Linked DNA regions of Homo sapiens: region 1 is linked to region 2. Evidence: read pairs that join two places in POLR2A ChIA-PET (ENCODE). Cell type or tissue: Caco-2. All regions are shown on one strand. Each heading gives the region's core, and the rest is flanking DNA. Links, peaks and the distances in the headings are about the cores only.

Region 1 (5,379 bases), core at 166-5,165, 220 kb after region 2:
TGCCTCTAATTCTAGCACTTTGGGAGGCTGAGACAGAAGGGTAACTTAAGGTTAGAAGTTTGAGACCAGCGTAGGCAACATAGCAAGACCCCCATCTCTACAAAAGGGAAAAAAAGCATTATAAAAAATTAAGTCTAAATAAACATCAGAGGATTACACAAAAAAGTACTAACACTTTAAAGTTTTCTGTTAAACAGGAGTACTTAAAATAGGGAACTCAAAGTCTAAACAGTAAAATAATTTAGTTGTATGTTTTAAAGAATCAAGACAGATCAGGCTTGGTGGCTCACGCCTGTAATCCCAGCACTTTGGGAGGCCAAGGTAGGTGGATCACCTGAGGTCAGGAGTTCAAGGACCAGCCTGACCAACATGGTGAAACCACGTCTCTACTAAAAATACAAAAATTAGCTGGGTGTGGTGGTGGGCGCCAATAATCCCAGCTACTTGGGAGGTTGAGGCAGGAGAATCGCTCAAACCCAGGAGGCAGAGGTTGCAGTGAGCAGAGACCGAGCCACTGCACTCCAGCCTGGGCACCAGAGCAAGACTCTGTATCAAAAAAAAAAAAAAAAAAGTAAATAAATAAATAAAGAAGCAAGACTTTGATGTTTAGACAGATGTATTTATATTCAATGAATACTGGTTTTGTATTGACAGTATTGGAAATTTTCAATTATTATGTAATTAAACTCTCAAAAATTGGTTGGTGAAATGCCTAAATTCCTTGTGTTTATAAGAAAACATGTGGCCCACTGTTGCTGCCTCAGGATATGAGAGGCCATTCTGTATTAGGTGGGCATCATTAGCATCAGTTTTTTTATGGAAGCTTAGTGGGAAATGGAGGATGCTCTTTGTTGTTGACTTAACAGTGATGTGCTGGGTGCAGTGACTCAAGCCTGTAATCCCAGCACTTTGGGAGGCCAAGGCGGGAGGATCACCTGAGGTCAGGAGTTCGAGATCAGCCTAGCCAACTTGGTGAAACCCCATCTCTACTAAAAATACAAAAATTAGCTGGGCATGGTGGTGGGCGCCTGTAATCCCAGCTACTAGAGGGGCTGAGGCAGGAGAATCGCTTGAACCTGGGAGGCGGAGGTTGCAGTGAGCCGAGACTGTACCATTACACTCCAGCCTGGGCAACAAGAGTGAAACTCCGTCTCAAAAAAAAGAAAAAAAAAAAAAGAAAAGAAAACAAAATCTCTAAGATCACTAAATCAGAAAAAACCTAATGCTTCTTGTGTGCTTGACCAAGTAGCATATAGTGAATTTTAAAATGTCTTATTTAGACAATGTGTGAGCTTAATTTAACTATGAAAACTAAATGGTTTCTCATGTTTTAACACTGAAGTGCAATGAATCAAATGTTATCTTTTCCATGGTAACCTATTCTACTTTACTTAACATTGGAGGTAACAGATAATAACAATATACTATTAGGTAACACAATGGAATTACTTCTTTAGTAATTTTCTTTTTAAAAGAGAATTGAAACCCTAAATCATTTGGAGACTAATGTTCTCAAGAGATATATTTTATATTGTTTTCTCCCTGCTACAACTACTGGGACATTATGATAGTTACAATAAAGATTATGTAGAAGTAGAATTAGAAGCCATGGTTTCTGAATTCTGAATCATTAGTTATAAAATTGTATCCAATACTTTTCTTTGCATATTTTTTATTCCTGAGCCAATTGAACACATAATTTTTTTTGGTTTGATTTACATTACATGAAATATACCAATATATTAAGCTAAAGATAAACTTTAGTTATAAGAGATATATAGAAGAAAAAATGTATTTATGCGTGCCTATGTGTGTGTGTGTGTGTGTGTGTGTGTGTGTGTGTACACCTTTTCAAACTGGAAATGAAATAGTGGACCCAAACAGATACTTTCAGAAGAGTTGATGATTTACTAGCAAACAAAATCCTTACAAATTCTTAAAGCAGAGGCCAGGCACAGTGGTTCACACCTGTAATCCCAGCACTTTGGGAGGCTGAGGCGGGTGGATCACCTGAGGTCAGGAGTTCGAGACCAGCCTGGCCAACACGATAAATCCCTGTCTCTATTTAAAATACAAAAGTTAGCTGGGGGTGGCGGTGGGCACCTGTAAAAGTAGATGAAGAGGGGTTGGGCGCCCCCACAGATTCACCACATTTAATGAGTCCTCTATGATTGGGTATAGAAATTTTGTCAATTAGAAGTAAAACTGTGATGCAATCTCTCTAGCTGTTTGGTATCTTTAATTATATTGAAACCTATTTCCCTTTTCCTTAAGTCAAGTTCCAAGAAGTAGAATTACTACATGGGTCTAAGAGTATGCACATTTCTAAGGCTATTAAAACGTGGGTCTCCAGGAAGCTTGTAGCAAGACCATGCCATCTGTTCCTTTAATTAGCCCATGTTCCACCTGAACACTTCCTTACCACGAAGGGATAAATAAGTTCCCTTTTATCTCTTATTTTAGTCCATGATTTCCCCATTCCTGACTTCCTGTGGAAATACAGACAATGGAAGGGTCCCTCTGAGCTCTTAGTTTGCCAGCCTGTGAGATGAGCTTATGACCCATCTCTCTCCTTGGTAGCTGTGAGGCATGAGGACAGCAGTAGTGGGCAGAGCCTTCCATGAGGACATGGGCCTTGGTCCAGTCCACTCTGGGATGCCCTTGGCTAAAATCAGCTCCCTGCGAGCCTCATGCACCAGAGGCAGTGCACTACCTGCTCCCACAACTAGGGAACAGTGCTATTCTCCCCCGTTTGTTGGCGTCCACCTCTAGAATGCCCATCGGGTTGATTATGATGTTTCTGGACATCTTCTTGTACTTCCCAACCCACAGTGAGATGGTGAGCTGGCTGGGGCACCGTGTGTACATGAAGGTCTCACTGTCCCACTTTTTCCATTCCAAACACCTACAATCACAGGACAGAGGCTAAGCTGGCCCCACAAGGGATCCCAAGAGCAGCTCACAGCCCTGCTTTCAGAAAGAGGGAGCTGGGAAACAAACCCAAATCCAGGCACTGGGAGAAACAAAACAAGGAAGAGTCCCCCTGTTACTTCCTTGGCTAATGAGGCCTGCAGAAAAGCTAACAAGTTGCTACACCACAAGGCAGAATGAAGAAAGAACTAGAATATAAGAGCAAGGTGTTTTGAAAACATTAATTCCTTTTTTTTTTTTTTTTTTTTTGAGACAGAGTTTTGCTCTTGTTGCCCAGGCTGAAGTGGAATGGCGTGACCTCGGCTCACTGCAACCTCTACCTCCGGGATTCAAGTGATTCTCCTGCCTTAGCTCCCTGAGAAGCTGGGACTACAGGCATGTGCCACCAAGCCCGGCTAATTTTTTGTATTTTTAGTAGAGACGGGGTTTCACCATGTTGGCCAGGTTGGTCTTGAACTCCTGACCTCAGGTGATCCACCTGCCTCGGCTTCCCAAATTGCTGGGATTACAGGTGTGAGCCAAGGTGCCCAGCCTGAAAACATAAATCCTAACTGGGAAGTTTGAAAAAGGTTTTGTAATGATAGTAGTGATTGTAAAAAAACATTACCACTACTGGGTATCCTCACTGTGCTATGTGTCTACTGCACACTGTCTTGTTTGATTCTCACAACAATCCCAGGAAGTTAGGATGACACCATTTTGTAGATGAGGAAACTCAGTGGCAAAATAACTTGATCAAGGTCACATAACTAGTAAATGGCAAAGCCCAGATTCATAGCCAGGATTGTTGAATTTCAGGTCTGGAAGAATCGATGGGCTCACGGTAATAGTCCATAGGATAATAGCTAACACTTATTGAGGCTTGTTACATGCCAAGCCCTGTTCTAAACATTTGTATGTGCTAACTCATTTATCACCTTGAGGGAAAGAAAAGGGGCAAGGAAGGACCACCAAGCCAATGAAAGAAAGAGCTTTTGCAAAACCTCTAATGTAAGTGACTAGAGCTCAAACACAGAGAACAAATGTCCCAGGATGACAAGCCCATTAGGAACACGGAAGGAAGTGTTCCCTTCCTACTGAGATGAACAAGAGCAGGAAAAGTGGAGATCTGTTGTTTTGACCTGTGACCACCCATTTTTTTTTGAGACAGGGTCTCACTCTGTCATTCAGGCTGGAGTGCAGTAGGGTGATATCAGCTCACTGAAACCTCCGCCTTCCAGGTTCAAGAGGTTCTCTTTCCTCAGCTTCCCGAGTATCTGGGATTACAGGTGTTTGCCACCACGCCTGGTGAATTTTTGTATTTTTAGTAGAGACAGGGTTTCTCCATGTTGGCCACACTGGTCTTGAGCTCCTGACCTCAAGTGATTTGCCCGCCTCAGCCTCCCAAAGTGCTGGGATTACAGGTATGAGCCACTGTGCCCAGCCCCTCTTCATCTACTTCTAACAATCCCTGTCTTCCTTTGGCTCAGGTAAGGCTAATTCTACTCACTGTGCCCCAGAAGGCACATGACTAAAGGATGATTTTATCCTCCTGGCCACAGAGACAGGTTTAGAGACAGGCCTATGACCCAAATCAAGCCAACAAGACTGGTTCTAGGAAAGGCACTCTGCCTTTGTGGGAGTTGCTAAGCTGGTTGACTGTAAGCCAGGAAACTTCTGGGGCCTCTACAGGAAGACAGGCTGCAAAGAATGAAGTCAACCTAGAGAAAAGCAGAGACAAGAAATGGCAGATGTATGAAAAGATGGAAATGGGGAAGAGAAGGATCCTGGATCCAGCCATGCCTGATCCAGTTTTACTCCTGGACTTTAAAATCCCTTCTTGCTCAAGCAAGTATGATTTTAGCTTCTTTTACTTGCAACCAAAAGTCTGGTCAAATACTGGTCAGGCCTCCTAGAGAAAATTGCACTGGAGCTGGCCAGGCAAACAGCTCCACATGGAAAAGGGCTTTCCTACTATAAGAGGCCAGGGAGCTGAGAGGGGGCAGGTGTTGATGAAGGGATTCTTGTGAGTAAGGGGTGAAGGAACAAGTGGTCGAATTCCATGGCCAAACATGCCTCCCTTCCCATCTCTGCAGTCCCAGGACTTGATACAACCCCAGAGGTGGGAGGGACTGAGTTGGGGCACTGTATTTAAGCTGGAGAGTCACATGAAGTGAATGCAGAAGTCAGAAAGCCTGAGGCACTGGGTGGATTGGATCCTGACTAGAGCCAGCCAAGATTTTAGGCAGGGAGCCAATGCCATGAAAGCCCACTCTTGGGACTATGTGTAGGTCAAAGAGAGGTGAGAGGTACCTGGAAAAAGGGCAACTGGTCAGACAGCTATTACAACAGGCCAGGGATGAGGCAACAGGACCAGAACTACAGGAGGGAAGGGAATGGATGGGAAAAAATCGTCAAGAATTTTGGCTCTGAAATCAGGGTAATCTGGATTCCAGCCCCATTGACTAG
Region 2 (5,379 bases), core at 108-5,107:
GTGAGGCTATAGTGAGCCATGATCATGACACTGCAGTCCAGCTTGGGTGACAGAGTGAGACCCTGTCTCAAAAAAAAAAAAAAGATTAATAATTGCAGAAACATTTTCTATGCTCCAGATTACTTTAAAAATTGGACCTAATCTTGGCCAGGCATGGTGGCTTACACCTGTAATCAGCACTTTAGGAGACCAAGGCAGGTGGATCACTTGAGGTCAGAAGTTGGAGACCAGTCTGGCCAACATGATGAAAGCCTGTGGGTGAAAGTAAAGTTGGGTGCAGTGGCTCTCCCTGGATTCCTTGATGCTTTTAATACCCTGAGTCCTCTACCCCACTCTGAGCCACACTGACACTTGTGCACCAAGGTGCGTGGTGTGGCCCCAGTGCCCACAGGATCGCTTGTAAGAACTGCTCCTTCAGCCCCCACCTGTGGCCTTTCCTCCAGGGTGAAGTCTGGTTCCTGATGTTCACACCATGCTCCTTCTCACCAGGGTGCACGGGCATCACTGCCTACAAAACATTTGATTGAAACCTGTTCCTTGGGGGGCCACCTTACCTGTCCAGGATGGCTTTCTCTGAAGCCAGTTCTCCCACCACAGTGGGAAGTAAAGAAAATTATGAAAATTGGCCAGGCATGGTGGCTCATGCCTGTAATCCCAGCACTTTGGGAGGCCAAGTGGGACAGATCACTCAAGGTCAGGAGTTCGAGACCAGCCTGGCCAACATGGCAAAACCTGGTCTCTAATAAAAATACAAAAAATTAGTCAGGCATAGTGGTGTGCACCTGCAATCCCAGCTTCTCAGGAGGCTGAGTCAGGAGAATTGCTTGAGCCTGGGAGGTAGAGGTTGCAGTGAGCTGAGATCATGTCACTGCACTCCAGCCTGTGCGACAGAGCAAGAGACTCTGTCTCAAAAAAAAAAAAAAAAAAAAAGAAAAGAAAAGAAAAAGAAAATTATGAACACTCTCTCTTGAATACATGGGCATCTCCTGAACAGGGAGGTGGTTGAGGGGAGGTCCTGGCAGGTGGGACAGGGAATCCTGGCAGAGCAGCAGCTGGGACTTCAGTGTATTCAGTGTCTGGACCACAATGGTTCCCTTTGTCACAAGTATCCATCTACATTCACTGACTTATATGGGGGAACCTGGGGAAAAACCAGTGATATGGTTTGGCTGTGTCCCCACCCAAATCTCATCTTTAATTTTAGCTCCCATAATCCCCACATGTTGTGGCAGGGACCCAGTAGGAGGTAATTGAATCATGGGAGTGTGTTTTTCCCATGCTGTTCTCATTGATAGTGAATAAGTCTCAGGAGATCTGTTAGTTTTATAAAAGGGCAGTTCCCCTGCACATGCTTTCTTGCTTGCCACCATGGAAGATGTGCCTTTGGTCTTCCTTTGCCTTTGGTCATAATTGTGAGGCCTCTCCAGCCATGCTGAACAGAGTCCATTAAACCTCTTTCCTTTATAAATTACCCAGTCTCAGGTATGTCTTTGTTAGCAGTGTGAGAATAGATGAATACAATCAACTTCAACAGCTTAAGTGGGTCTAGCCACCACTCCAGAAGAGATACAGGATTATAAACCATGGTGGCATCCACACAGTGCTAACTCAGCATATGTGCAGAGTATATGAACTGTGGGGCTATGGTGGGCTCCACCTAGATTTCTTTCTTTTTTCTTTTTGAGATAGAGTCTTGCTCTGTTGCCCAGGCTGGAGTGCAGTGGCTCGATCTCAGCTCACACTGCAAGCTCCACCTCCCAGGTTCACACCATTCTCCTGCCTCAGCCTCCCAAGTAGCTGGGACTACAGGTGCCTGCCACCACACCCGTCTAATTTTTTGTATTTTTAGTAGAGACGGGGTTTCACTGTGTTAGACAAGATGGTCTCGATTTTCTGACCTCGTGATCCACCCGCCTCGGCCTCCCAAAGTGCTGGGATTATAGGCATGAGCCACCGCTCCCAGCCCTCCACCTAGATTTCAAAACATGTATTGAACAGCTGGGTGCCTCAGGCAGAAGTTTGTCACAGAGGTGGAGCTCATGCCTGTAATCCCAGCACTTTGGGAGGCCGAGGAGGGTGGATCACGAGGTCAGGAGATCGAGACCATCCTGGCTAACATGGTGAAACCCCATCTCTCCTAAAAAAAAAAAAAAAAAAAAAAAAATTAGCTGGGCGTGGTGGCGGGCACCTGTAGTCCCAGCTACTCAGGAGGCTGAGGCAGGTGAATGGTGTGAACCCAGGAGGCAGAGCTTGCAGTGAGCCGAGATATAGCCACTGCACTCCAGCCTGGGTGACAGAGCGAGACTCCATCTCAAAAGAAAAAAAAAAAAAAAACTTAGCTGGGTGTGATGTCGGGCACCTGTAATCCCAGCTACTCAGGAGGCCAAGGCAGGAGAATCGCTTGAAATCAGGAGGTGGAGGTTGCAGTGAGCCGAAATTGTGCCATTGCACTCCAGCCTGGGCAACGAGCAAAACTCCGTCTCAAAAAAAAAAAAAAAAAAAAAAAAGTGGCCGGGCGTGGTGGCTCATGCCTGTAATCCCAGCACTTTGGGAGGCCGAGGAGGGCGGATCACGAGGTCAGGAGATCGAGACCATCCTGGCTAACATGGTGAAACCCCGTCTCTACTAAAAATACAAAACATTAGCTGGGTGTGGTGGCGGGAGCCTGTAGTCCCAGCTACTCGGGAGGCTGAGGCAAGAGAATGGCGTGAACCCGGGAGGCGGAGCTTGCAGTGAGCCGAGATCCTGCCACTGCACTCCAGCCTGGGAGACAGGGCTAGACTCCGTCTCAAAAACAAAAACAAAGAAAGAAAATGTCTGCCTTATATCTGTCCTACCATTGAATTTTGGAGGCACCTTTTTTTTTTTTTTAAATTTCACAGGCTCACAGCTGTTGCCTCAGAATGAATTGTGCGGTGGGTCTCATCCATATCTGATTTAGATAGGACTCTGAACTTTAAACTTTTGAGTTGGTCCTGAAACAAATTAAGACTTTTGCAGCTATTGGGATGGAATGAATGTATTTTGCAGGTGAGAAGGACATGAATTTGGGTGGTTGGGGCAGAATGCTATGGTTTGAATATATCCTCCAAAGTTCATGTGTTGGAAACTTAATCCCCAATGCAACAATGTTGAGCGGTGCAACCTTTAAGAGATAATTAGGTCAGGAAGACTTTGCCTTCAGGAATGGATTAATGTTGTTATGGTGGGAGTGGGGTTCATTATGATGCGAGCGAGTTTCTTATGAAGGATGAGTTCTGCCCCCTTCCTGCTCTCTCTCACCATGTGATACTTTCTGCCATTGTCTGATATAGCAAGAAGGCCCTCACCAGATGTAGCCCCTCTACTCAGACTTCCCAACCTCCAGAACCCTGAGTCAAATAAATTTCTGTTCATTATAAATTACCTGTTATAGCAGCACAGGATGAACACAAGTGCCTCTGAATTATTCACCCTGGAGAGAAGAAACTGGTTTAAAAAATGCAGATATTTTAGTGTCTCCCAGAGCTCTGAATCTAAATCTCTGGATATCTAAACCTCTGGACATGTAATTTTTAACAATTTTCCTGGTGATTCTTAAGCACTTCAAATTTGAGAACTGCTGCTCTATACCCAATATCATTTTAACCTGGAAAATATGCACTCACCAACCGTTCAATGTTATTACCTGAGTTTGCCTGATCTTAAAGGTCACTAGAGGGCTTGATAAAAAACCAAACACCGAATGTTCTCACTCATAGGTGGGCACTGAACAATGAGAACACATGGACACAGGAAGGGGAGCATCACACACCGGGGCCTGTTGTGGGGTGGGGGGAGGGGGGAGGGATAGCATTAGGAGATATACCTAATGTTAAATGACGAGTTAATGGGTGCAGCACACCAACATGGCACACGTATACATATGTAACAAATCTGCACGTTGTGCACATGTACCCTAAAACTTAAACTGTAATAAAAAAATAGAACTAAGAAGTTACATAGTATAATATGCCATGAAAGTAAATGTATTTAATAAGGGAAGAAATGGAAAATATCAAATAAAGCAATATAATAATTTCAAAAAAAATACATATATATATACATTGTTAGGTAGCTCTGCTGGTGGCAATCATGAATAAAACAAAGCCCAAGAGTTTACATTTATTTATTTATTTGCTCTTTTTGAAATGGAGTCTCTGTCACCCAGGCTGAAGTGCAGTGGTGTGATCTCAGCTCACTGCAACCTCCACCTCCTGGGTTCAAATGATTCTCTGGCCTTAGCCTCCTGAGTGGCTGGGATTACAGATGCCCGCCAACATGCCCAACTAATTTTTGTATTTTTAGTAGAGACAGGGTTTCACAATGTTGGCCAGGCTGGTCTCAAACTCCTAACCTCAGGTGATCCACCCAACTTGGCCTCCCAAATTTCTGGGATTCGAGGTGTGAGCCACCATGCCCAGCCAAGAATCTACATTTAAATGCAGTTGTTAAATGTTCTTCTAAGTAACTGTGTACACATTTATCTATTTTGTGGAATTACTGGAAGATAGATCACTTACATTTTGGATAGCTTTAGCCCAGTATGATAATTTTAGTTTTTGAATAGCAGTTTATTTTAAGCCATTGCTTCCAGAAGAATTTAATCTGATCCAATGTTGCATTTTTCTTTCACCCATAGAGACAAGAATGAAGATAATAGCTATAGCATTTATTGAACATTAACTATGTGCCTGTCACCATGTAACTGATTCTCCTCAAACCCTCAGAGGCATGGACCACTGTACTACTGCCATCCCCATTTTATGGAGAAGATACTGAGGCAAAGGGGAGTTAAGTACCTTGCTAGGCACAGGCAGTTATTAACGCGGTAGAGCTGGGATTCCAAACCATTCTTGTAAGCAACGCAACACTGCGTCTCTGGACTTAATCCAGACCAATTTCTCTGATGCTCAAAAGTTGCCTGCATTAAATGCGCTTTTGTGAAATTCCTTCCTTCCTTCCTTCTTTTTTTTTTTTTTGTTTTGTTTTGAGATGGAGTCTCTCTCTGTCACCCAGGCTGGAGTGCAATGGCACAAAGTCCGCTTACTGTAACCTCCACCTCCTGGTTCAAGCGATTCTCCTGCCTCAGCCTCCCGAGTAGCTGCAATTATGGGTGCCCACCACTACACTCGGCTAATTTTTGTATTTTTAGTAGAGACAGGGCTTCATCTTGTTGGCCAAGCTGGTCTCAAACTCATGACCTCAGGTGATCTGCCTGCTTTGGCCTCCCAAAGTGCTGGGATTACCGGCGTGAGCCACCACGCCCGGCCAAAATATATTTCTTATATAAAAGAGAAAGTTTTCCTTGTGTTGTGTTCTACTCATGGTTAAAATGTTCCTAAAATGGGCCTTGTTGTT

What was found. ChIA-PET counts read pairs that join two places held together with the same protein. Peaks named below come from ENCODE experiments on the same cell type or tissue, not always from the same donor. Only the 100,000 strongest peaks of a DNase experiment are listed, where the experiment ranks them.
Region 1: POLR2A ChIA-PET joins it to region 2 with 13 read pairs; 2 of 35 experiments call an interaction of 5 or more read pairs at or near these places.

What each region holds. Positions count from the first base shown.
Region 1 is chr7:65,244,853-65,250,231 of GRCh38, forward strand. All of the region lies in intron 1 of LOC124901661 (a long non-coding RNA gene), which reads right to left. Among named protein-coding and RNA genes, the nearest start is that of ZNF92, 130 kb to the right of the region's middle. In Caco-2, for the core only: no CTCF peak of the experiment used is centred there; no DNase peak of the experiment used is centred there.
Region 2 is chr7:65,023,849-65,029,227 of GRCh38, forward strand. The region is part of intron 3 of LOC105375330 (a long non-coding RNA gene); the gene reads right to left. LOC105375329 (a long non-coding RNA gene) reads left to right here and starts at 2,892. Exons shown (of 3, transcript XR_927606.2): 1 at 2,892-3,030; 2 at 4,661-4,876. In Caco-2, for the core only: no CTCF peak of the experiment used is centred there; no DNase peak of the experiment used is centred there.